Regions from separate parts of the Homo sapiens genome. Here regions 1, 3, 4, 5, 6 and 7 are each linked to region 2. A link is a contact called in ENCODE Hi-C or POLR2A ChIA-PET data. All regions are on one chromosome and are shown on one strand. Each heading gives the region's core, a stretch centred on a gene start or an enhancer-like site at or near the end of the contact. The rest is flanking DNA. Distances are from core to core; before and after follow the strand shown. Region 1 holds the start of FKBP11 (FKBP prolyl isomerase 11). Region 2 holds the start of LMBR1L (limb development membrane protein 1 like). Region 3 holds the start of DNAJC22 (DnaJ heat shock protein family (Hsp40) member C22). Region 4 holds the start of ARF3 (ARF GTPase 3). Region 5 holds the start of WNT1 (Wnt family member 1). Region 6 holds the start of DRC2 (dynein regulatory complex subunit 2). Region 7 holds the start of PRPH (peripherin).

Evidence for each region. Hi-C counts contacts between places; a loop is a spot of excess contacts on that map. ChIA-PET counts read pairs that join two places held with the same protein, here RNA polymerase II (POLR2A). Pooled maps may share reads with other maps.
Region 1: a pooled map shows a loop between it and region 2 (3-fold over the local background). The contact joins the promoter of FKBP11 here to the promoter of LMBR1L in region 2. A Hi-C loop is called at or near these places in 3 of 50 pooled maps. POLR2A ChIA-PET finds 5 or more read pairs at or near these places in 5 of 52 experiments (CD4-positive, alpha-beta T cell, H1, OCI-LY7 and 2 more).
Region 3: a loop to region 2 is called in a pooled map, with 3 times the contacts of the local background. The contact joins the promoter of DNAJC22 here to the promoter of LMBR1L in region 2. A Hi-C loop is called at or near these places in 3 of 50 pooled maps. POLR2A ChIA-PET finds 5 or more read pairs at or near these places in 3 of 52 experiments (A549, K562 and T-cell).
Region 4: a loop to region 2 is called in a pooled map, with 4 times the contacts of the local background. The contact joins the promoter of ARF3 here to the promoter of LMBR1L in region 2. A Hi-C loop is called at or near these places in 9 of 50 pooled maps. POLR2A ChIA-PET finds 5 or more read pairs at or near these places in 8 of 52 experiments (A549, GM12878, HCT116 and 5 more).
Region 5: a loop to region 2 is called in a pooled map, with 4 times the contacts of the local background. The contact joins the promoter of WNT1 here to the promoter of LMBR1L in region 2. A Hi-C loop is called at or near these places in 5 of 50 pooled maps. POLR2A ChIA-PET finds 5 or more read pairs at or near these places in 7 of 52 experiments (A549, BJ, CD4-positive, alpha-beta T cell and 4 more).
Region 6: a pooled map shows a loop between it and region 2 (2.3-fold over the local background). The contact joins the promoter of DRC2 here to the promoter of LMBR1L in region 2. A Hi-C loop is called at or near these places in 1 of 50 pooled maps. POLR2A ChIA-PET finds 5 or more read pairs at or near these places in 4 of 52 experiments (OCI-LY7, T-cell, activated CD4-positive, alpha-beta T cell and 1 more).
Region 7: a pooled map shows a loop between it and region 2 (2.7-fold over the local background). The contact joins the promoter of PRPH here to the promoter of LMBR1L in region 2. A Hi-C loop is called at or near these places in 1 of 50 pooled maps. POLR2A ChIA-PET finds 5 or more read pairs at or near these places in 3 of 52 experiments (HepG2, Panc1 and activated B cell).

What each region holds. Positions count from the first base shown.
Region 1 is chr12:48,923,575-48,927,258 of GRCh38, forward strand. FKBP11 (FKBP prolyl isomerase 11) reads right to left here and starts at 1,918. Exons shown (of 6, transcript NM_016594.3): 1 at 1,726-1,918; 2 at 1,472-1,537; 3 at 987-1,074; 4 at 649-682; 5 at 208-278. The coding sequence starts at 1,854. RefSeq lists enhancers at 864-923, 2,184-2,283.
Region 2 is chr12:49,109,441-49,112,801 of GRCh38, forward strand. It overlaps LMBR1L (limb development membrane protein 1 like), which reads right to left and starts at 1,407. Exons shown (of 17, transcript NM_018113.4): 1 at 1,044-1,407. The coding sequence starts at 1,115. RefSeq lists an enhancer at 576-1,115 and a silencer at 1,973-2,153.
Region 3 is chr12:49,345,439-49,349,168 of GRCh38, forward strand. DNAJC22 (DnaJ heat shock protein family (Hsp40) member C22) reads left to right here and starts at 1,450. Exons shown (of 4, transcript NM_001304944.2): 1 at 1,450-2,113; 2 at 2,206-2,667; 3 at 3,328-3,730. The coding sequence starts at 3,435. RefSeq lists silencers at 1-94, 115-234, 2,267-2,486 and an enhancer at 2,149-3,092.
Region 4 is chr12:48,955,777-48,959,204 of GRCh38, forward strand. ARF3 (ARF GTPase 3) reads right to left here and starts at 1,711. Exons shown (of 5, transcript NM_001659.3): 1 at 1,534-1,711. RefSeq lists enhancers at 1-903, 959-1,038.
Region 5 is chr12:48,976,371-48,979,929 of GRCh38, forward strand. WNT1 (Wnt family member 1) reads left to right here and starts at 1,952. Exons shown (of 4, transcript NM_005430.4): 1 at 1,952-2,384; 2 at 3,098-3,351. The coding sequence starts at 2,281. RefSeq lists a silencer at 1,637-2,006 and enhancers at 2,890-3,489, 3,490-3,559.
Region 6 is chr12:48,902,655-48,906,029 of GRCh38, forward strand. It overlaps DRC2 (dynein regulatory complex subunit 2), which reads left to right and starts at 1,479. Exons shown (of 8, transcript NM_033124.5): 1 at 1,479-1,814; 2 at 2,292-2,459. The coding sequence starts at 1,683. It also overlaps the pseudogene RPL32P27. RefSeq lists a silencer at 1,436-1,485.
Region 7 is chr12:49,292,774-49,296,444 of GRCh38, forward strand. PRPH (peripherin) reads left to right here and starts at 2,374. Exons shown (of 9, transcript NM_006262.4): 1 at 2,374-2,972; 2 at 3,405-3,465; 3 at 3,659-3,671. The coding sequence starts at 2,428. It overlaps TROAP-AS1 (TROAP and PRPH antisense RNA 1), which reads right to left. Exons shown (of 8, transcript NR_120449.1): 6 at 2,487-3,671; 7 at 1,675-1,762; 8 at 1-1,123. RefSeq lists enhancers at 1-629, 630-1,392, 1,472-2,389, 2,390-3,306.

The DNA.
Region 1 (3,684 bases), core at 668-3,167, 190 kb before region 2:
CAGGTGGCCTCATCAGGTTGTCTTTAGTCCCTGTTGGTGATATGAGGAGGAAAAAGGTGGCCCTGTAGATGGAGGCCCCAGCCACTCCTATCTGTCTAAACAAACTTGGTCTGGATCTTCTCAAGCATCAAACAAAGTATATAGCTCCTTATAGCTCTTAGGGACTGGGTATTTTGATGGCCTGAGAGAGAGTCCTAGTCAGATTACCTGGGACAGATGGTGGAAATCCCCGTTTTCCATAGGCCAAGTGAGAAGGAATGATTGCCCTTCGCTTCTCTCTGAGGGAAGGAATGTCAGTCACAGCCAGAGGCAGGAGAGGTAGGCCAGCAGCCTCAGTCCAGCTGAAGCTCCTTCAGCAAAACCCCCTGAATCTTCACACCCAAAACACGAATTTTTCCACCTGAACACCAAACAGGCTGGCCAGCAAAGGTGTCCATCTCCCCATGTGCCTCAACTCCCCCGACAAAAGCAACAGCGCAAGAGGCACAGAGGCTTTGAATGCCCTCAGAGGTCCCACTGACCTGGACCTGTCCAGTGGGAAGCAGGGTCCTTTATTCCACATTCTCCTGCTTAAGGAGTGAGGATGGCCGAGAAAGCCTCTACCCATGCAAAGGGGGTACCCAGGCCCACCCCTGCCGAGATACTCACCCCACACACATGTCGAGAAGACTCTGCTCCAGACCTTGAAGAAGAAGACACAACTGAACTGGAAGCTATCCACCTTCCCCAAATCCCATGACATGAAGATCAAAGTCTTCCTCCTCCATCCTCAATTGACCTTTCCCTCACTTCTTAAATCTCTGGCTTCCAATAGGATATGGGACAAGTGGAGTACTAGAAGTGAGGTTTGAACCTCAGGAGGTAACTCGTAGAGCCCTAGGGTCTTACTCATTTCAGGGGGGATTTCCAGGGCAGCTTTGGAGCCGAAGAGGCTAAGAAAGGGCTTAGGTTGGGAAGAGGTGGAATGGGAGGCACAGGTCACATACCTGGAATCACCTGCTTTTGGCCAAGTTCTATAACCAGAGGGTCTCTGGTCAGGGAGGTGTCAATAATACGTCCATCTACCAAGCTTCCCTGGGGGGAGAGAGCATCAAGAGCATACATCTAGCACCCTCTCCCTCCCAGCAGGCGCGCAACACACACCTGGACCGCTGGGCGGCGGCAGCCCCCTTAGTGCGGCAGCCTAGCGTTCCCCTTACCGCTGTAAGGAACAGGAAGCCCCAGAAGGCTGGCGCTTCTCGGAGATCTCTCCACCCTGCACTTCTCCGTGCCAGGTAGGAACTGGCAGAAAAGCAAGGAGGGAAAAGAGGCACGGAAGAGCAACGTCTCTCCCCTCGCCACGTGCTCGACGACCCCAGAGCCCCGAGTTTCTTCTCCCGAACCGCTTGCCACGTGTCCAAGCCAAAGCTGACGTGTTTCAGCAGGGCGCCGCCCCCTCCCAGGCCCCGCCCCGGCCCCCCAGACCCCTCACCGTGTAGTGTATGTGAAGCGTGTCTCCAAAAGCAGCGGGCTCGGCACATGGTTCTGGGGGCTCCACCTACGATCGGACTACAGGGGTCACGGATGCTCTTCCAAAGATCCCGTTCTCGCCCCTAGACCCGGCACCACCCCCAACTCAGTTCCCGCACTTCCTCTCCTCCCGGCTCCCAGGTTCGCTGAGACCCCAGTATTACCACCCAACAAGGCTCGGCCCACGGGGGCTGAGGGTCGGGACTATCTCCTCACCAGGGTCTCCACTTGGAGGGTCCGGACGGGACTTTCGGTTTCGAGCCCAGCCTCAGCCCGGCACACCGCCGCACTGAGCAGCAGCAGCAGCAGCAGATGGAGCGGGAGGAGTGAGGGGCGCAGGGTCATGACTGGGCGCGGGGCAGGGAGCCGGGGCACCAGGACAGGCTGTTCGGGTGGCGGCAGCCAGGACAGCGTTCCCGCGGCGCCCAGGCCAGACTGGACGGGACGGGGCGGGTCGCGATGCTAGAGCTCCTCCTCCTGCAGCCCTTCCTCCACCTTGTCCCCACCTCCGAAAGGGAGGAGGCCGAGGGGCGCCCTCTGTACCCTCCAAGATCCGGAGGGCGCAGGTTCTGACGCATCCGTTAGACGTTCTGTCCTATAACGTGGGTCGGGCCAAACAATAGCACCCATTTACGATTACCTACTGTGTGTCAGGAGCTAGTCTCTAATCCTCAAAACCACCCTGAAAGGTCGGCATGATTGTTTCCATTTTACAGATAAGGCACAGGGTGCTCAGGATGTGCCCAAGGTCATCAGGCTAGGTGGTGACAGAGACAGGATTCAAACCCAGGACTGCCTGAGTCCAACGTGGTTGCTGTCTGTTCTTCCAAGTCGTCTCCTTGTGGCTATCCTGGCAGTGTCTGGCTGGCAGACCCCACCCAGGCAGTTCTCATTCCTCTCCGACCTCCAGCTACTTCAGCTTGAATTTCTGGAGGTTATAGATCCAAGTATCCGAAATAAGGCAGGGGGCTGTCCTATCCCTGTCCTTTGAAAAGCTAGCTGAAAAGAGCAAGGAGCTGTTATCCTGTAAGAACAGGGTAAATCCCTGATCTTTTCCTCTGGTGCTACTATTTCCTTTCTCCTTTCATCAACAAACTTCTCAAAGGGCAGCACACGTAATCCATTTATGTAAAGACTTCACTTTTTTTTTTTTTTTTTTTTTTGAGATGGAGTCTCGCTCTGTGGCCCAGGCTGGAGTGCAGTGGTGCCATCTCCACTCACTGCAACCTCCGCCTCCCAGGTTCAAGCGATTCTCCTGCCTCAGCCTCCCAAGTAGCTGGGATTACACCCGCCACCACGCCCGGCTAATTTTTGTATTTTTAGTAGATAAGGGGTTTCACCATGTTGGCCAGGCTGGTCTCAAACTCCTGATGTCAGGTGATCCGCCTGCCTCGGTCTCTCAAAGTGCTAGGATTACAGGCGTGAGCCACCAGATTTCTTTTTTTTTTTTTTTTTTTGAGGGGGAGGAGTTTTGCTCCTGTTGCCCAGGCTGGAGTGCAATGGCGCGATCTTGGCTCACCGCAACCTCTGCTCCCGAGTAGCTGGGACTACAGGCATGCGCCACCATGCCCAGCTGATTTTGAATTTTTAGTAAAGACAGGGTTTCTCCATGTCTGTCAGGCTGGTCTCGAATTCCCAACCTCAAGTGATCCACCCACCTCGGCCTTCCAAAGTGCTGGGATTACAGGTATGAGCCACCACGCCCAGCCCACTTTTTAAAAGTTTTTGTTGTTGTTGTTTGTTGAGACGGAGTTTCACTCTTGTCGCCCAGGCTGGAGTGCAATGGCACGATCTTGGCTCACTGCAACCTCCACCTCCCGGGTTCAAGCGATTCTTTTCTCTCAGCCTCCCGAGTAGCTGGGATTATAGGCACCCACCACCACGCCTGGCTAATTTTTGTATTTTTAGTAGAGATGGGGTTTCGCCATGTTGGCCAGACTGCTCTCAAACTGCTGACCTCGTGATCCGCCAGCCTCAGCATCCCGAAGTGCTGGGATTACAGGCGTGAGCCAATGCGCCCAGCCAACAGTCTTAACTGTACTCATTCTTCCAATCCACCTGCAACAACCTAGACTTCCTCCCTATCTCCTGTTTCTGTTAGTGGCTCTGCTACCAGCATTCGTTCTTCTCTCATCTCCCACATCCAACGGGTCTACTCTGGATTCTCCTTCCAAA
Region 2 (3,361 bases), core at 157-2,656:
AGACCTAATTATGTCCTGGCTCAATTTACCCCTCCTCCAATCAGGCTGCCCAGGGCTGGCTAGAGCCCAGCCTGAGAAAAATGAAGGGAATGACCCCAACAATGGATTCCCACACTTACTAACATTTCTTTCTGTTTTTCCAAACCATTCCCTTTCCATTTACTATCTGGAGATGAGGGTTGCCCTGGTGAGCTCTGGGGAAGGACACAGGAGAAAGGAGAGAGGTGAAAATTCAAAGCAAGGCTGAGAAAGATATGACACCCTAAGCTCCACTGGGTACCCCTACCCCAGAATTGAGTAGTCCACTTCTGTGCGCAAGGTTCAGTTGTCGCTCTAAGTGGCAGGGAGGGCGTAAGGAACAGCAGCCAGGTACCCTCTGAAGCCCTGGGAGGACCACTCACTGGGGAAACCCCGGAATGGCTGAGAGGCTGGGAACCCAGCCTTGCAGGGTTTCAAACAAACACCAATGAGAAAGAAAAAAGACGGGGGAATACTTGGTTGTTCCTCATCTCTACATATTAGGATCCACCCCAGCAAGACTCCTTTCTTCCAAAGCAGATGACCCACCAAGTCCCCAGGTTCCTCCCGTCTGCCATCCCTACACCTCCCCTCTTTTCTGGAATCAAGCTCAGTGTGACGACGTCTCCCCTTCATCCAACGTCAGCTGAGTTTGCCCTCAACCCAGTTTGAGAAGCAAACCCATCCTTCCCCGATTATCAGACTAAGGCAGACTCCGCAGGCTCTCAGACCCCGGAGACCCCCAACAGGAAGACGCGCTGGGTGAGGGGTGGGAGGGAGGGGCAGGGGAGGGGCGTGTGGGGGAGGAACGGAAACGACGGCCTTTGTTTATCGCTCAGGGACCCAGCTGATCCCATCTAGGGGATCGCTAGCCGGGCACCCGCCCTTCTGCCCGGACGGAGGCCTCCGTCGCCCGCCGCTGGCCCAGGCATGGTTTGACGGCACTCTGAGACCAGGTGGGCTCGGACCCCAACCTCCCCGTCTCCCGCAACCCCCGCTTCTCCTCGCCGGGGCCCCGCACTCACAATACACTCGCGGATCCTCTCGTGGAATAGCTGTTCTCGCACGGATAGCACTTCGTAGTCAGGTGCTTCCATACTCTGCTCAGCATGACTGAAGCCGAGGTGCCTCTGGGCCCGGGGAGGACGAGCGGGGAGGAAGCCGCCGCCGCCAAGCACCCAGACCCAGCCTAGGGGCCTTTCCTCGCAGCCTGCGACAGAAACTCGGGGCAGTCTGGGGCTCAGATACAGTCGTCCGGACGCCCCGCCCTTAAAGGGGCAGGCACCACCCGCCTCGTTTTAAAGGGCTCTGTCCTCCCTTTGCTCCCCACTCTTTAAGGTCGGGTCGCGCTCACGTTTCAATGCAAACACCCGCCACTAGGCTCGCTACGAGGAAGCGCCGCTGAGGGTCCATCTTTTTAAGAGATCTAGTGACGACACAAGGGATGGGCGGGTTCCTTCCAGGGGGAGGAACTCATTGGCTCCTGGAGAGCTGTCGTTCATCGCTGGAGGAGCGCTGATAGGCTCGCCCTGTGGAGGAAGGCGGGATCTTTTGGGCCTACCGCTGCCCATACTAATAGAGCAACTGTCTCTCTTATCTGGGAAAAGTGAAGGTTCCTGGATTTTAGTAGCAGCCAACATTTTAGTATGACCTTGGTTAAATGAACCGTTTGAAGCAGGCCAGCCAGGCAGGATGTGAGGGCACCCTAGGGGTTCTGAAATGTACCGCTGCCCAGTAACCGATGTTCTGTAGTAGCATTTTCTGTGTGTTTGTGTTGGGGTGCCCCTCCCCACATCCCCACCCCGCTTTCCCGCTGCCAGGAGTTTTCATTCAATCATTTTTGTGGAAGACCTAGTGTGTGCTAGAACAAATACTGAAAAATACTGGAGAGAGGACTACAGAAATACCTTGCAACTTTGTGAAGAAATGCCCACAAGGATCACTGAAGAGTGGGGCTGAGTCAAACATTAGCTAACCACTTACTATGTGCCATTCACTTTATAGTCGTTATCTCAGCCATGTTACCCAGGCTGATCTCGGACTCCTAGTCTCAAAGTGATGGGCCTCCCAAAGTACTGGGATTACAAGGCGTGACCCACCCAGCCTATTATCTCATTTTTAACGTCACAACAACACTTCAGAGGAAGATGTTGTGATTCAGCTTTTATTTCTTTATTTATTTTTGAGACGGAGTTTCGCTCTTATTGCCCAGGCTGCAGTGCAATGGTGTGATTTCGGCTCACTGCAACCTCCGCCTCCCGGGTTCAAGCGATTCTCCTTCCTCAGCCTCCCAAGTAACTGGGATTACAGGCATGCGCCACCGCGCCCAGCTAATTTTGTATTTTTAGTAAAGACGTGGTTTCTCCATGTTGGTCAGGCTCATCTTGAACTCCCAACCTTAGTTGATCCGCCCGCCTCGGCTTCCCAAAGTGCTGGGATTACAGGCGTGAGCCACCACGTCCGGCCAAGATTTTGTGTGTGTGTGTGTGTGTGTGTGTGTGTGTGTGTGTGTGTGTGTGTGTGTGTGTGTGTGTCTTGGAAGTAGACAGGATTTAGACGAAGGGAGATTTTCTTTTAAGTTATTTATTTTTGAGACAGTCTCACTCTGTCGCCCAGGCTGGTGTGCAGTGGTGCGATCACGACTCACTGTAGCCTCCAACTCCAAGGCTCAAGTGATCTTCCCATCTCAGTCTCTTGAGCAGCTGGGATCACAGGCAGGCACCAGCACACTTAGCTGATTCTGCCATGTTGCTCAGTCTGGTCTTGAACTCCTGGGCCCAAGCTGTCGGCCTGCCTTGACCTCCCAAAGTGCAGGGATTACAGGCGTGAGCCAACAGACCCGACCTCCTCTAAATTCTTAAAGCAACATCCAGCTGCATAGTTCAGTGAGCAGTTAAAAATTGGCCATTAGCCGCGCGCGGTGGCTCACGCCTGCAATCCCAGTACTTTGGGAGGCTGAAGCGGGCGGATCAAGAGGTCAGGAGATCGAGACCATCCTGCCTAACACGGTGAAACCCCATCTCTACTTAAAACATAAAAAATTAGCCGGGCGTGGTGGCAGGTGCCTGTAGTCCCAGCTACTCGGGAGGCTGAGGGAGGAGAATGGCGTGAACCCGGGAGGCGGAGCTTGCAGTGAGCCGAGATCGCGCCACTGCACTCCAGCCTGGGTGACAGAGCGAGACTCCATCTCAAAAAAAAAAAAAAAAGAAAAGAAAAAGAAATTGGCCATAAGACCGGGCGCGGTGACTCATGCCTGTAATCCTAGCACTTTGGGAGGCCGAGACGGGTGGATTACCTGAAGTCAGGTGCTGAGAGCAGCTCGGTCGGGGAGACCCTAACCCAG
Region 3 (3,730 bases), core at 200-2,699, 240 kb after region 2:
GCCGGGGCTTCGGCGGCTGCTGTCACGGAGCCGACAGGCCGGGCCGGCCGGGAAGGGGCGGGTGGCGGGGGGGAGAGGCGGCGGGGTGAGGCTGGCTCAGCGCTGGCACTCAGTGGGCGCGCAACGTATGTTTGCCGAATTGAAAGGCTGGGACACCGAGCGGCGCAGGGCAGAGGGTCGGAGGGCACAGGCGGGGTAGGAGATGGCCCAGACCGGGTGAGGGCAGAAGCCTCACTCACGGGGGAAGAAGGCACTCGAGGTCGCTCTGAGGACCGCTGGGCTGGGATAGACCACCCATCCCCCGCCGGGGAGACCCGGGTAGTAAAGAACAAGACAGAATGGGACAGGCAGGACGGTTTGGACCCCACCTACAAGCGCCTCCACCACCCCAGCCTCCGATCCTTGTCACGCTCTGCTGGGGAAACCGAGGCAGCCGATGCTGAGAATAGCCAAAAAGTTAAAAGCGGGGTCAGCGACGAAGCTGGGGCAGCAACCAGAATTCCTGCGTGGGTTTTTTGGATTCCTCCGCCCACGCGGGGCCAGTTTGCGGGTAAATGCACCACCGCGCCCCGCACCACAGCTCAGACCCTTTCCTCTCGCTGCAGTTTGTCAGATCCCCCCACCTCCCACTCTGCACCAGTTTATAGAACAACAATTTGGGGAAAACAATCCGGGCGGAGTGACGGCCCCGTAATTGTGACAAAGTGAGTGCGGGCGGCTGGAGAGAGCGCTAGGCCGGGAGCGCTGCAGGGCGAGGCGGAGGCAGGGGCGCCTCCCCCCGCCCTGCCGCCCCCTCGTTCTTATTCCGGTCACCTCCCATCCCTCTCCTTGACTCTTCAATTCCTCTTCTCCCGGCCCCTTGCGCCTTCCTTCGCTTGTTCCTCCATCGCTCTTCCCTTTCCTCCCGGTAACAGCTCTTCTCCCGCTCCCCCGACCCCGTCGCCCCTCCCCCGGTGCGCTTTTTCCTCGCTCACTTCTCCCCTCTCCTCTGCCCTCCACTCGTTTCTTCAGCTTTTCCTCGCGCTTACATTGCCCTTGGGCCCCTGGCTCTCCCCGCACAATCCGCTTCTCTCCCTCCCCACTCCTCCCTTCCTGAGATCGAACCCTGAGCCCCTTCCCGACCCCCACTCTCTGGGCCGCCAGCGCAGCCCCGCATTTCTGGGTTCCTCGGGAAGTAAACCTGGGGGCGCGCTGCGGCCCCGGGTGCCCCGGCGGCCAGCCCCTTCCCTCTCCCTTGTATGGCTGCCGCCCCCGCCCCACCACCTGAGCCGGGAGATAGTTTGTTTGTCCAGCGGCGGCCGCCGCCGCCCACGCTGTTTGCAAAGCTTAGCGCGCCGTCGCGCAGTGCGGGCCCAATTAAGTCTCATTCATTATTCAGCGCTCCTGTCCGCCCCCGCCCCCCAGCAGTCTGAGGCGTCGCTTTGGGGCCCCTCCCAGCCTAGGCCCCTCAGTGAGCCCTAAGAGGTCATATAGAGAGCAGCATTTCCTCTCCAGGCCGAGATGAGGGCTGAGGGCGTTTGGAGGGAAGCGCTCTGCCTACTGCCGGGAGGTGACACCCGCGAGGCCGACCGTCCCCCGAAGCCCCCGCAAGTCCAGACTGGGGGACCTCGGAGATCCACGAGATTGCCAGAGAAGGAAATTGAGGCCCAAGAAGCTGCATGACTTAGCCAAGTTCACGGAGTAGAACCCGGGATTGGAGCCCGGGACATTGAAATGAAGGCGTCTTGCATTGCAGCTCCGTTGCAGCGCAGAGGCGCAGGAAGGCAGACTACCACGAGCCTCGGGCTGCGGCCTCGCCCTCCTGGTCGAGCCTCCTGCCCTCCAACCCTCTGCTCCCGTTTCTCCCTCTGGTTCATAGCCCGCGGGACAGAGCAGCCCTGGATTGGGAGGCTCCTCAGGTCTCAGGCTCAGGTGCAGAAGCAGAGCCCCTAACTGGAAGGCTCGGAGGTGGGCCGGTGAGGCAAGCAAGCCCTGTGGGGGGTTGAGGACAGCTTGGGTTGGATGTCCCTCACTGCAGCCTGTCCGTGGATGTCTCTGCCTTAAGGGAATTGGAGGTGGAACCATCCAGTCTTGAAGGTCAACGGAGCGTGAAGAGAGGAGCGTGCAGCTTGAGGTGAGGGAGGAGTCACCTTTCAATTTGTGGGGGTGGGAGGAGGTAATCAAGGACGTATTCTTGCATTTACAGGAGTTTATCCTTTTTTTTAGCACTACAGATAGGAGCGTCCCTTGCTCCTGCCAGGCAGCCCCTCCATAGGGGCAGTCCTGTGCTGCTGTGCCTCGGTACCCGCACAAGGTGTCTGGGGACCGCCCGGACCCCCCCTTCCATCGGCGGCAGCGCCACCTGGCGGCCATGGTGCGGTGGTGTGGGAGGAGCTGGGCCCGGGCTGGGCACTGAGCCCACCGGAGCTGCAGGCGTCTGCAGAGCCTTGCACCGAGTTTCCCCGCGAGGGCGGGCGGGAGGAGTCCCAGGCGGGAATGTGATCCCCAGGGGGCCGGGGAGGGCCCTGGGGAGGAGCCTGGCCTGGGGAAGCCGGACTTCCGTGACACAACAGACACAAAAGACAAAGTCCATTTGGATGGAAGTGGGAGCAGGGCGAGACGGGCCATTTTCACTCTGTGGTCAAAGGAAATGACTGGTCTGACTCGGTCTGGGAGCGGGGCACCCAGGTATGGCCACTTGATTTGGAAGTAGCGGGTGCTGGCTGGTGGTCGCTCCAGATAGAGGGGACACTGGCAGGCACGCTTGGCGTCCAGTTTGATATTGTGAGGATTTGTCCAGCTGCTGTGGAGTGGCTTTCCAAGCCGGCCTCCGAAAGAGGTGGTTGAATTGTGGGGTGCCAAGGTCTAGGTCAAACGAAGTTTTCCAGAATATTTTAATAAAGGGAATTCAGGACCCCTTTCAAGTTTGACCTGTGGGAAAATCTCATGGCCTGGAGAGTTAGGAAGGCAGGAGAGTGGCTAAAGCCTGGGCCAGGTGTGGGAGGGCAGCCACAGTTGGAGTTAAGTCAGGGGTAAGGCAGAGGCTTTCAAAATGTGTGGGAACTTTGGAAAAGCATCCAATGCAGCCCTGCCCCTCCACACATCCCCCCATGAGTCATTTGGGGTCATGGGTCTCAGGGGAAGTCTGAAATTTAAACAGCTTTCTCCTCTAAATCTGGAGTCACTGTGGTTGTAAAGAATGGGACTGAGGTGCTAGGACAAGGGATATGAGATAAATAGCACTGGGGACTCAGGCAGATCTGTACTCAACTTTTATTGGAAAGAGAAATGGTTGCTGTGTTGGAGCCTGGACATCATCTTATGACTCTACTTTTTCCCATCTCTTAGGGTCTAAGGATAACTCTGGGGCCATGACAGCCATGAGTCTCACAGAGGACCCCGAGACTTCTGTGCTGCGAGTAACCGGACTTGTTCTGAGACCTTTGCCCTAGAGGATGGCCAAGGGGCTCCTGGTGACCTATGCCCTCTGGGCTGTGGGGGGCCCTGCTGGGCTCCACCACCTGTACCTGGGAAGGGACAGCCACGCCCTGCTCTGGATGCTGACCCTGGGGGGAGGTGGGCTGGGCTGGCTCTGGGAGTTCTGGAAGCTCCCAAGCTTTGTAGCTCAGGCCAACAGAGCCCAGGGACAGAGGCAGAGCCCCAGAGGGGTGACACCCCCTCTGAGTCCCATTCGCTTTGCTGCCCAGGTGATAGTTGGCATCTATTTTGGCCTTGTGGCACTGATTAGCCT
Region 4 (3,428 bases), core at 461-2,960, 150 kb before region 2:
TAGACAACTATAAAAATTCTAACTATGCAAGGTAATAATTCTATGCTGGGAAACAGGACGCATGTGAATATGTGATACATGGGAGCCTTTCCTGGCTGAATCCAAGGTCAATCATTCATTCGGTGAAAAGCTGAACCTTAATGGATTAGTTTCTTTCTTAGAATGAACTTTTACAGACATGTTTTTCAAACTCAAGTCCAATGGGCTATGATAATCCACTGTCCCATAACACTGTCCCATGTCCCAAGTCACGGCAAGTGGAAACACCTACCCCAACAACAAGCCCAAGACAAAATAGCAGCAAAGACTGTTACTACCTACCTGATTGAGGACAGGGAAGGAGGTATGCAGCGACTAGATTCTGTCCTGTTGCACTGACCCAAGCAATCAGACTCTTGCAGCAGATCTCCTCCCAATAAAACTTTCATGCCATAGACCAGGGGTGACCCAATCCAACAACAGCAGAGACAGGTTTTAGGTTACATTTCTCCCTCACCGGGACGGCCTTACTATTTCTTCTCACTCCTGACCACATACCACAATCCTCCACCTCCACCACCACATTCCTCCTGGCCTGGAAAGATGGAGACCCGCCTTAATGCAATCAAGACGGGAATTCCCCCAAAATAACAGCTACCACTTTGCTAATCAAGTGGCCCGTTTTAACAGGGAACTCCACCTCCCCAACTCCCGCCCCTTCCCTCAAACGATTCGCGTAAGCAATGGCTCCATTTTCTGTTCCGGGAATCCTGGTACTTCCTAAAGAAAGAAAGCGGATTGGAAGACACAAACTGAGGGCCAGTGACAAGATGCTCCCTCCTCCTGTGAGACCGCCCCCGCTCCGCCTGGGGAGGAAGGCCCCACCTCTCTTCTCCCAGGAAGATCAGATCCCCCTCCTCCTTCTCCTGCCTCCTCTCCACCCTCTCCCCACTTGCTGCCCTCTTCCCAACCTGCGGTTCCCTAGACTCGAAAGCGCAACCTCTACCACAATAGCGCCCATGTGGTGCCCCAGCAGCCTGCCCTGTTGGCTAACCCCCAACCCCCCTACGCACCCCTGCCCTATGATGGGGGAGGGGGTGTAACCACAGCAAGGCTTCTCTCCCGTCTCCTATTGCTAAGGTGGGGGAGGGAGAGGGAGTAGAAGAAAGCAGCATTCCCTAGCCCTTTAACAGAAAAGATACAAACAGCCATCACCGCCCCCTCATCACCTCTCCTCGGACGGTTTTCCTCTCCCTCAACAGCACACCTCCTGCAGGCGACAACCTAACTGCAGCCCAGGTCGCCCCCTTGAGCGAGGCGGAGGACAAATCCGTGTGCGCCCCCCACCCCCACCCCAGCTCTGCGTCCTTCAAATGCGGGGGCAGGCGTGAAGCTGGCCCGACGCACCCTCTCTGAGCTCTCGGGTGGGAAGAATCCCACCGCCCCACGCCAAGCAGTGCCGGGCGGGGCCCGGGAGGCGCTCTATCTCCTCAGCCCTCACCCTGACCGAGCCTCTTCTCTACCGGGACCCGCCTTCCCTTCCCAGCCTCTCACCTGTTCCTGCTATCAGCTGCGCCGCTGCGGCCGCCGCCTCTGCCCCGCAGGTTCCGCTCCGCTCCCTCTGGCTCCCCAAGCCGACTTCAGCCCGGCTGCTGCCCTGGCCCACTCCCCGGCTCCCTCCTTCCTTCCCTCCACCTAGCACCGGAAGCCGCGACGGCGACTGGAGCTGTGCGGCGTACCCCCACCCCCAGCCCGGGATACTTCCCACCTCCCCGATCGCGCGATAGCTGCGCGGTAGCTAGCGGCAGTTCTCGCGAGACCCATCACCATGGCAGCGGCTGCAGCACCGGCGGCCGGGCGCTGGAGCTGGAGTCAGGGCGGGGGCAGGTGTGGGGGCTGTGGGCGGCGGAGGCGGGAGCCGTGAATGGGGATGAGACAGTGAGGACTGAGGTGACAATCCCAAGCTCCAGGGTTGTGCCTGGAATTTAAGGACTGAGGCGGCAAGTTGGCTGCGTAGGAGACGGGCTGGGCTGCGGGGCCCAGGGGCTCCTTGGGCAAAGCCAGCATCGGGATATGGGTGAACAGTCGTTGCTGTGGCATGCCTTACCCAGCCAGACTTCATCTTTATTTCTTAATCTGGGCTAGCTGCCATCCCCTGAAAGCCCTCACCGCACCATTGTTGTTGCTCACTATTCCTGAGACTAGATTACTGTGGGGTCTGAATCAAGAGATCCTTTCCCATAAGGAAGAGGAAGGAGAGTGATGAACTTAAGAGGCTAAAGGAAAACAGCTGGACTCTGAGCCAGTTAAGTTGGAACTTGAAAGACGGAGAGTGGAAACCTAATATTCAGAAGTGTGGTTTGAGGAAGTGTGCCTAGATGAGTAGGGATTTTAGTATCCCAAGGAAAGGTGAAGGACTTTGCACCCATATTTCTTGCTTCCTACCCACTCCTACTTCCCTCACACTCCGTTTTGCACCTGGTCTAGACATGCAGAACTGCCTTGAAACAAAAATAGCTGTGATAGAAGGGCACTAGTAATGCTAAGAACAGAAGGTTCCTTTTTTTTTTTTTTTTTTTGAGACAAGAGTCTCACTCTGTCGCCCAGGCTGGAGTGCAATGGCACCATCTTGGCTCACTGCAACCTCTGCCTCCCGGGTTCAAGCGATTCTCCTGCCTCAGCCTCCTGAGTAGCTGGGATTACAGGCGTGAGCCACCGCGCCCGGCCAATAGAAGGTTCTCTAAGTGCCCTCTCTCCTCATTTACAGCAGTATAAGGGAATGAACACATGGCTCTTCCCTAAGGCTTGAGCCCAAATTGTTGCTCTTATGAATTTATTGCCTTGGTTGATTTTGTTTGTTTGTTTCCTTGCTTCCAAGAAGAACTAAGCTGGGGCCAGGCCCTGTGTTCACACTTGTAATCCCAGCACTTTGGCAGGCTGAAGTGGGCAGATCACTTAAGGTCAGGAGTTTGAGACCATCCTGGCCAATATGGTGAAACCCTGTCTCTACCAGAAAATACAAAAATTAGCCGGGCATGGTGGCACATACCTGTAATCCCAGCTACTTGAACTGAGGCCAGAGAATCGCTTGAACCTGGGAGGCGGAAGTTGCAGTGAGCCAAGATCGTACCACTGCACTCCAGCCTGGGCGACAGAGTAAGACTTTGTCTCAAAGAAAAAAAAAAAAAAAGCTGGTAGGTGCCATATATGTCGATCTCCTTGTCCTCATCAATCCCTGGTGTATGCACTTACAGTCCCTTAACCCAGTCTGTTCTCTCTCTTATGTTAACCTGATAACATGACCCTAGAATGTCAAGCTAAGGGGACCTTAATTTAAGATGGTAAGGGATGAGATGGATGACAAGGAACCTGTTTATAACAAGGAATTATATCTGTCCTGGGCACTGCTATTAAGGGCTGCTGCCCTGCTAATCTCTGTGGGTTGTTTT
Region 5 (3,559 bases), core at 702-3,201, 130 kb before region 2:
ATTATTTTTACCCATCAATTTTGAGAAGGGTTCCCAGCCTGTAATTGCTGCACACTGGCAAGCAGCTGGTAAGGTCGAAAGAGCATGGGCTTTGAGTCAAATTGGTCTGGGTTTTAATCTGGCTCTACCATTGATTCATTTATTAGACGTGGACCTTGGACAAGTGCCTGATCTATTTTTAATTCTGCAAAATGGGGAGAGAGAAGAGATCTTCCCTCCTTCCAGGGGCCATGTGTGTGGTGGTGGGGCATGATAACCAGGCTGGCAGTGCCCCCTATTCCCCATATAGGGAAAAGCAGCCACTTTTTTTTTTTTTTTCAGATGAAGTCTTGCTCTGTAGCCCAGACTGGAGTGCAATGGCGTGATCTCGGCTCACTGCAATCTCCACCTCCCGGGTTCAAGCCATTCTCCTGCCTCAGCCTCCTGAGTAGCTGGGACTACAGGTGTGCGCCACCACACTCAGCTAATTTTTGTATTTTTATTAGAGATGGGATTCCACTATGTTGGCCAGGATGGTCTCGATCTCCTGACCTCATGATCCACCTGCCTCGGCCTCCCAAAGTGCGGGGATTATAGGCATGAGCCACCGCGCCCAGCCTGTCACTTCTTCAATAGGAGGCCTAAATGGCCTTGAAGCTGAGTAGGAGTCCCTGGGAGAGAAGAGAAAAGTGTACAATGGATGAGATGGTCACAGGCACTCTGGGTATCCCAGTGTGGTGGGAACTAGAGCTTTAGGGAAAGACAGAAACTTGGCAGAAACATCCAAAGAGAAGCAAACACATGGAGGCACAAGTTTCCTCATCTAGGTTCAATGTAGCCAGCAACCCTTGTCTTCCCAGTCCTCTCCATCACCATACATACAGTGGACATCCGCACCATTTCCCATCCTTTCTGAGCCTAGGCCTCAGAGACTTAGCCACTCCAGGCTGGGTTCACCTCAATACCATCTTGGTTGTAGGCTCGGCTCTCTCCCCCAATGACATGCACTGGTTGACACATACCACAGTGTGACACGCCATAGGATGCCACGAGGTACAAAGGGCAACAGAATGACGCATACACACATATTTAATCTTCCCATGCACATGCTCATCCACCCACTCCACACACAGTCCAGACACTCTGCATCCCTCAATCATGCTTCTGAGTCTCCTGTCGACAGTTGCCACCTCCTTCCTGACACACTGCCCCAGGCGGTGACTGTGACAAGGTGACTCCATGACCTTTTCTGACTTGAGCTAAATTCCAAAATTCTTTGGAAAGTTTCCTAACATCCTTCGTCAGAACAAGGAGTTTCTGCACGTACCAACACACAGGAGGATGCACCCTCAGAACACAGCACATTCTCACTCCCACCCATATTCACGTTGTTCCACTTCACACACACACACACACACACACACACACACAGCCACTTGTGCGCTTCTTCTGGCGCACATGAGCAAACTGCCTGTTGCTTTAGGTTTCTCTCCACCGCTAGGCTCCTTTTGGTTAGCTCACCCCCACAACTCATCCCCGGGATTTCCCTGACCACAGCCGCACTCACGCCCCCGTCTCCCCTTTTTCCTTCTCTGTCCAGCCATCGGGGGTTCCTGGGCGGTTAAGCATCTCCCCGGAGTCGCTGCCCAGAACCACAGCTTTCCTTCCGACACTCAGGATGGGGGAGAGAGGGGACGTCGGAGGGGCCCGGGGTGACGTCGAGGGGACAACCCCACCGCGGGCGGCGAGGCGGGCTGGGCCCCTGGCGGGCTCTCCCCGCAGCACACTCTCGCCGCGCCCCCTGGCGGATGCTAGTCCTCGACGGGCTCCGGACGCTCAGCTGAGTGAGGCGGGCGCGCGTGGGAGGGTGTCCCAAGGGGAGGGGTCCGCGGCCAGTGCAGGCCCGGAGGCGGGGGCCACCGGGCAGGGGGCGGGGGTGAGCCCCGACGGCCAACCCGTCAGCTCTCGGCTCAGACGGGCGGGAACCACAGCCCCGCTCGCTGCCCATTGTCTGCGCCCCTAACCGGTGCGCCCTGGTGCCACAGTGCGGCCCGGAGGGGCAGCCTCCTCCCGTCACTTCAGCCAGCGCCGCAACTATAAGAGGCGGTGCCGCCCGCCGTGGCCGCCTCAGCCCACCAGCCGGGACCGCGAGCCATGCTGTCCGCCGCCCGCCCCCAGGGTTGTTAAAGCCAGACTGCGAACTCTCGCCACTGCCGCCACCGCCGCGTCCCGTCCCACCGTCGCGGGCAACAACCAAAGTCGCCGCAACTGCAGCACAGAGCGGGCAAAGCCAGGCAGGCCATGGGGCTCTGGGCGCTGTTGCCTGGCTGGGTTTCTGCTACGCTGCTGCTGGCGCTGGCCGCTCTGCCCGCAGCCCTGGCTGCCAACAGCAGTGGCCGATGGTGGTAAGTGAGCTGGTGCGGGGTCGCCACTTGTCCCGCGGCACAGAGCCAGGGGCCAACCCTACCCAGCTCCCACGCTCTGGGATCCGTCTGCCGACAGGCTCCCTCCCCGCTCTGACTTCCCTCCGCGACACCGAAGGGCGATCTGGCATGAAACTGCCCCAGACTCCAGCTCTGTACAAGTGGGGCGAATGATCCGCCCGCGGAGGCCTAAGATACCCCAGGCAGGGAGCCCACTCTCATCTAGCACCGCCCTTCCCCTTTGAGCGCCAACTCCAGCCTCACGGCGGTGGCTCACCACAGGTTTCCCCACCTCGGGAAGTGAAGGGCCAGGAGTTCGCCTAGAAAGGAGGGGAGAAGAGGGTGGGACTCCTAAGCATTTCACGCCTTGGGTGGGCAAGAACTGCAGGCCATGATTATCTCGCTCAGGCTGACCGGAAGAGGCTCGGAGATCCAAGGTAGACACTCGGTCTCCGGGTACCTCCTCTGTCCAGTCTCCGGACCTAGGGCTCAGGCGAGCAGCCCTGGGACTACTGGGCACACACAAGTCTGGACGCCCAGTTCTTTCAAATTAGTGAGCCTGGGAGAGCGGGTATTATTAATCTCCCGCCATTCTCTCCAGCCACATACCCCCAGGAAGAGGACCGGGTGGCACAGTTTTTATGGTTAGGGTGCGGATCCCCTTCCTGAGCCTGAGCTATCATACGTCCCACCAGGGGTATTGTGAACGTAGCCTCCTCCACGAACCTGCTTACAGACTCCAAGAGTCTGCAACTGGTACTCGAGCCCAGTCTGCAGCTGTTGAGCCGCAAACAGCGGCGTCTGATACGCCAAAATCCGGGGATCCTGCACAGCGTGAGTGGGGGGCTGCAGAGTGCCGTGCGCGAGTGCAAGTGGCAGTTCCGGAATCGCCGCTGGAACTGTCCCACTGCTCCAGGGCCCCACCTCTTCGGCAAGATCGTCAACCGAGGTGGGTGCCCAGGAAGGCGACGCTTCCGGGAGCAGGGGAAACGCGGGGTCACCCCCAGGGCATGGGCGGGCGAGTTCAGAGAAGGTGTCCCAGGCGCCTGGAGGGTCACACAATCAACCTTGCCAAGTGCCTCGTGCCCAGCGCCAGCTCGGGGCCAGACTTCTACCAGGCGTTTTCCAGCCGTGCACCCTGGAAACGAAGCTTAACT
Region 6 (3,375 bases), core at 229-2,728, 210 kb before region 2:
TGTTTTGTTTTTGTTGTTGTTTCTTTTTGATACAGGGCTGCTCTGTCACCCAACTGGAGTGCAGTGGCTTGACTATGGCTTGACCTCTGGGGCTCAGGTGATCTTCTCACCTCAGCCTCCTGGGGTAGCTGGGACAACAGGTACGCACCACCACGCCCAGCTAACTTCTTTTGTATTTTTTGTGGAGAAGGGGTTTCGCCACATTGCTCAAGCTAGTCTCGATCTCTTGGGCTAAAACGATCCTCCCGCCTCGGCCTCCCAAAGTGCTGGGATTACAGGTGTGAGGCACAGCGCCCAGCCTGCATATTCTTTTTGAGGTTCATCCACATTGTAGCTGGTATCCATAGTTTGTTCTGAATAATATTCCATTGTATGGACATAGCATATTTTGTCTACTCATTCACATGTTAATGGACATTTAGGTTGTCTCCAATTTTTCCAACTGGGCTATTATGAGTGAGACAGATAAGAAAATTCCTGTGCAAGTTTTTGTGTGTATACATGCTTTCATTTCTCTTAGGCAGATCCCTAAGAGTGAAATTATTGGGTCACATGGTAAATTTATGTTTAACATTTTAAAAAATTGCCAAACTGTTTTCCAAAGTGGCTACACCATTTTACATTTCTACCACCAATATATGAGGGTTCTCGTTTCTCCACATTCTCTCCAACACTTATCTTTTTAAAAAAGGTTTTTGTTGTTGTTGTTGTTTGCAGTTTTTACAGTTTTATTTAAACAGAAAACATACACATGAGCTGTCTACTCATTTTCTTTGCTGCGCAGCCTGGGATTGGGGTTGGTGACTCTGACGGCCAGCTGGGCAGCTCTTTTCCACGATGGCTTTGCGGTTCTTGGAGGAAACATTGTGAGCGATCTCAGCACAGTAAGATTTGTTGCACAACAGCAGCACTTCCAGCTCCTTGACGTGTGGACCAGGAATTTCCGGAAGCCACTGGGCAGCATGTGCTTTGTTTTCTTGTTGCTCCCATAATCAATGTTGGGCATCAAGATCTAACCCTTGAACCTTCCACGAACCCTGTTGTCAATACCTCTGGGTTTCCGCCGGTTACGCTTAATTTTGACATATCGGTCAGACTGGTGCCGGATAAACTTCTTGGTTCTCTTTTTGACGATCTTGGGCTTCCCAAGGGTTCTGAGGACGGTTTATAAAAGTGCACTGAGGGGAGGCTGAGACAGGAGAATTGCTTGAACCCGGGAGGCGGAGGTTGCAGTGAGCCGAGATCGTGCCCATCCTAGGCGACAGAGAGAGACTCTATGTCAAAAATAAATAAATAAATAAATAAATAAATAAATAAATAAATAAATAAAATGCACTGAGGAGACAGATTTTTGAGAGTTAAAAGGACCCTCTCAAAAACCGACCGCGGTCCTCCACTGGGTAGGGGGCGCTCCAAGACAGGGACTCTTCTAGCCTGTTGCCTCTCCATGTTAGCGATATCCTCGTTGCTAGGAGACTAGACGCGTCTTACAGTGGGAGAGCTCAGCCTCACTGATAGCCGGGGATCTCTCCTGTTCGAGGGCTGAGATCTCCGGTCCCACAACCGCCCACAACCAGGGGCACTTCTGGAAGTCCCCTTTCTAGGGACATTTTTCTTCTAAGCTCTGTAACGCGGGCCGAGGCAGACCGAGGCTTCTTTCCCGGATCCAATCCCCTGCCCCCATGCCTAAGAAAGAAAAAATGGCCAAGACGCCCCTGTCCGATGAGAAGCAGCTGCTTCTGTTTCAGCAGAAGTTGCTGGCAGAGGAGGAGATGGCCAAAAAGAAGGAGAGGCTCCTCAGCCAGTTCTTGAAGGTGATGGCCTTTTGCATTATGTCCTGCTCAACCCCATCCACCCCCTGCCCTGGCCCTGTCACTGAGGAAACCTCATTTTCATCCTGACCTCCCCTCCTCCGGAAATCCTGAGACCCAGATATACTTAGATTTCAGGCAACATTGTTTGGGAGGCGGGGGTGTTCTCTGCGAAGCACGGAGGGGGTGCGTGGTATACGGCTTGGCAATCTTTACTGAATCCCAGAACTGGGACCGTAGGTCCTGTCAGCTGTTCCAGCTGTCTGGAATGCTGATATTCTCCCTGGAGATAGGTCATTACAAACAACATCCTACTCTGATGCTCCCACCCTGAAGGAAATTCACCCTTGCCCTCCCTAAATGCCATCAGGCCGTTCCCATCGAAAAGGGGTAAGGTGTCAGCTGATAAATTAAGAGTGATCTTGTTTGTTGTACTGAAAGGCCCTGACTTCCTGGAGGTATATTTATTCCTTCACACAGGACAAGCTGGCCAAGGAGGAACACAACAGTGCTCTGAACCTTAATAAGATTAACACACAGTGGAGAACTGTCCTTCGGGAAGTCAAGACCAGAGAACTTCATAAGGACATTGAGATCCTCAGCCAAACATTTGAACGAGTGGTGGACTGTAAGGACAATGTCATCAAGGTAGGCACTCTTTCCAAGGAAACCTTGAGTATGGCTTCCTGACCTCTTAATAGAATGAGCCTAGTGAATCCATCTTAAAGCCCTCACAAGACACAGGCTGTGAGAAAGCCAGGCTATTGGTAATAATGGTTTTCACAGAAATAAAAAATAGAATATTGGGCTTTCATCCCTCTCTCCCTTAGAGGACCCACTCTTCTTGTCATCTATTGCCCAAAACCAGTACTATCCAATAGTAGAGTCATAAGGCACAGTAGACATCACCCAGTGACTTGAAATGAGTCCCACACCTTCATTTCAATGTCAGAAGGCTCAGTTCCAGAGGGGAACTGACTTGCCCAAGGTCACATAGCTAGTCAGTGAGAGAACCAGGACTCCAGCATGTGTTTATTGATTCCCACTGCAGTGCTCCATTCAACTAAATTGTTTGGCCTCTTGATTCAACTTCAGTGGCCCTGGATAAGGTTGAGAAGATCTCCATGGGTAAGAGCAGTTCTGGATTTCTAAGCAATTCAATCAGCCATCCTTATGCTCTTGGGAGGTTCTTGAGTTCTTGATTCCATCCTATCTTTTCTTCTAAGGGATTTTCTGTACCCCTTCTTTTGTCTTACTTTTAATATTCTGCCTCCATTTACTGCCTTCTCCTTAGTCTTTTCCATTATTTATTTATTTATTTATTTGACATGGAGTCTTGCTCTGTTGCCAGGCTGGAGTGCAGTGGCACAATCTCGGCTCAGTGCAACCTCTGCCTCCCAGGTTCAAGTGATTCTTCTGCCTCAGCCTCCCGAGTAGCTGTGACTACAGGCATGTGCCACCATGCCTGGCTAATTTTTGTATTTTTAGTTGAGATGGGGGTTTCACCATGTTGGCCAGGATGGTCTCGATCTCCTGACCTTGTGACCCACCCGCCTTGGCCTCC
Region 7 (3,671 bases), core at 1,124-3,623, 180 kb after region 2:
GCCTAAATTCTACAACAGAGTGGTGGATCAGATGGGAAGTGTGGCAGCTGGATGCCAGAGCCCGGCTCTTAACCCAGACTCTTTGCCTACCTTTGCTCCGCCTGGAGTTGCTGGCCTGCTCCTTCTGCTTTAGGGGAGGAGCCTCTTCTGCCTGGCAGTTCCCCACCCAGGCCTGATCCACAGCTCCAGAGCCCTGCTGTGGCAGCCCTCTGTCCCTTCTCCTCCGAGGCATGTAGGTGGCCAGCGGAGCCCTTAAGCAGGGTGAGGACGGGAACTCCATCTGGAACTCCCCAGGCCCAGCTGCAGCCCCAGCAGCCTCTACTCTCAGAGGCTTGGGTCCCCCACTAGTGCCCTGTAGACAGGGCCTGAGCTGGTCCTCCCCAGGCCTTGCCCGCCTCTCCTGATGCAGAGCTGGCTCCCTGCTCCTGGAGGGTGGGGCCAAATCCGGGATAGATGGGGCTCCAGGCCAACAGCAGCTGGGGCTCAGTGCCCAGGACTGCGGCAGGAAGCACCAAGGCTTCCCTAGCCCCTCCTCACACCCACCAAGCCTCCCGGCCCTATCCCGGGTGGGACCCTACCCCTCCCAATTCCCAGGAGTTAGGGGAGGCCAAGCTGTCATTTATTCGTCCTGTCCCATCTCTCCCTTCCTCCCGCTTCCCACTCCCCTGGCAACCAAACCAGACCCATCAAGGAGAAGGAACTGGCAGCTGTGCAGGGAGAGACTAATGGCCCGGAAGGAAGGAGGGGCCTGGAAAGGAGACGAAGGCGGTAGGGACGTGAGCAGGGCGTTGGCCCTGGCCCATCTCACAGGACGCACAAAGGGGGGAGGGGGCTGCTGCCCTGCAATACTGAGGAGCTGGCCAGCCAGGGAGCCGCCCTCCTTACCCCCAGCCAGATATCCAGGCAGGAACCTGAAACCTGCTTCCCCAGATGCACTCTCTTGTCCTCAGGTCCCATCTGAGGCAGACCTGTCTCACAGGACAGCGCTGGAGTCCCCAGCAGCAGCAGCAGCCCCAGCCCTATGGTTCCTGGCAAACCCAGCAGACCTCAGCAACCCGGCTCCTGCAGACCATCCGAGCTGCCTCTGTCCACTCCTGGGCAGGTTGTGCTTGCATTCTGGAAGCTGTTTGACATACAAAGGCCAGATATCAGCCTTCTCGCTAACTCTGGAGTAGGGGAGGGTGTGGTGGGATGTGTGATTGTGTGTGTATGTGTGTGTATGTAGTGTGTGTGCGCATAGATATACAAAGCTGTGTGTATGCATCTGTTTGCGTGCGCAGGTTTGTGGACCTGTTCTGGGGCCTTCTCTCTTTCAGACTGCTGGGGATGGGCACTTTCTCTTTCCCCATCTCTTCCCCATCCAGCCCCACCCATCCCTGGTACCTGCAACTCATCAATACTGGAAACCAGCTCCTGCCAGTCCATCCATCTCTCAGCCTTGGCAGCCGCTGTTGCCCCTCAGCCCCCTCCCCTTCCTACCTCAGGAATCACTCTGGTTCCTGTAAAGCCCATGACTGAGCAGCAATTGGTGTGGGGTTGGGGGGAGGGAGAATCCAGTAAACCAAGACAGAATACAAAAGGCCCACTTAGCCCAGCCCGTGGCATGGGGCAGACCCTCCCGAGTGGGATCCAGAGCTGGGTCCAGCCACCCTCAGCCCCCTATGATGTACCCACCTCATTGGGGCTTGTTGCGGGGTAGGTCTAGGTTTGGGGGCTGTGTCTTTAAGGCTGAAACATCAGCAGACAACCTCTGCTGGGCCGTCTTCAGGGGAGGGGGAGGGGGGCTGGTCAGCCCATTAGCAGCAGAGCTGGCGCCAGGCACCAGCCCTTCACAGGGCCCTGGGGATTAGGGAGAGTAGCTCTTCCCCAGCCCGATCTGCCTCTGCGCCCCTGTCTCCTATTCCTCTCTGGGTGTGGTGAAGGAGGGGTAGCTGACAGCAGGTGAAAATAGAGCCTGGCCTTCAGGGGGCAAGTCAAGGCACTAGCTATGGGGCCTAAGCCAGGTCAACTCTCCCTCCAGCTGGCCTCCTCCCTACTCCTGTGCCAGAAGCCTGCCCTTTAACTTCAGGTCCTTCTACCTCGCAATTTTCAGGGACTCTAGTTCAAGTCAGGCCTTCCTACCCTAGGTTCTAGCTTTGGGTGCTTGTTGGGAGGAAGTGACCCCCACCCCAGCGGCAACAGGGGGCAATCAAGTGGGTAGAGGCCTGCAACCAGGGAAGGGAGGGGAAGGCGCTCCTGCTGTTCCGCAGGGGTGGGGCATCCCCCTCCCCATACAACCCCCCTCCAGCGGGCCATCAGGCCAGTGGGAGGAGCTGCCCGTGCCCCCCCTGAGACCGCAGGGCTATAAAGCCGCCTCGCAGCGGTCTGCGGCTCCTTCCCAGCCCCCGGCCTAGCTCTGCGAACGGTGACTGCCCATCCTTGGCCGCAATGAGCCACCACCCGTCGGGCCTCCGGGCCGGCTTCAGCTCCACCTCATACCGCCGTACCTTCGGTCCACCGCCCTCACTATCCCCCGGGGCCTTCTCCTACTCGTCCAGCTCCCGCTTCTCCAGCAGCCGCCTGCTGGGCTCCGCGTCCCCGAGCTCCTCGGTGCGCCTGGGCAGCTTCCGTAGCCCCCGAGCGGGAGCGGGCGCCCTCCTGCGCCTGCCCTCGGAGCGCCTCGACTTCTCCATGGCCGAGGCCCTCAACCAGGAGTTCCTGGCCACGCGCAGCAACGAGAAGCAGGAGCTGCAGGAGCTCAACGACCGCTTCGCCAACTTCATCGAGAAGGTACGCTTTCTGGAGCAGCAGAACGCGGCCCTGCGCGGGGAGCTGAGCCAAGCCCGGGGCCAGGAGCCGGCGCGCGCCGACCAGCTGTGCCAGCAGGAGCTGCGCGAGCTGCGGCGAGAGCTGGAGCTGTTGGGCCGCGAGCGTGACCGGGTGCAGGTGGAGCGCGACGGGCTGGCGGAGGACCTGGCGGCGCTCAAGCAGAGGTCAGGGGGCAGGGCTGGGCCGCTGCCGTCGAGGCGAGGTCGAAGCGGCCGTCGAGGCGGCTGCTCTTGCCTCCCCTCGCTTCCCCTCTCCATCAGCAGCCCAAGGGTGTGGCTCCCCTTACCAACCCAGGTGTGTGCGGGCAGCATCCCTGCCCACGGGCTCCAAGTGCCCCCCGCTACCCCTTTGCTCTGAGTGTTTGGGGAGGTGGGAGAAGTGGGTATCTGTGCCTCCCCTGAGTAATGAGGAAACCCCCTTTTCAGCTCCCAGTCCGTTAGAGACAATGCGGGGCAATTCCATTAGACAGCCTCAGCCCTCCATTTAGAGTCCTGGGCAGCAGAACAGCCTCTAACCGGATCCTGGGGGGCGTGCGGTCTGGGGTGCGAGCTGGGCGGCGACCCCGCAGTTCAGCCTCTGCACGCTCTTCCCGTCAGGTTGGAGGAGGAGACGCGCAAGCGGGAGGACGCGGAGCACAACCTCGTGCTCTTCCGCAAGGTGAGTCCGAGCCCCTCTCCGAGTTCAGCCTCCCCACCGCTACCCCCGATCTCAGTATCCAGAGGTGGCATCGGTGGGCGCGGGGAGAAGGGGGTAACCCAGATGCCTCCTGAGGCAGACAGGGAAGGCCTGGTCCTTCCTTGGTCTGCGCAGCCCCTAACTTATCTTGAACCTCCACTGCCACCCCTCGAAGGACGTGGACGATG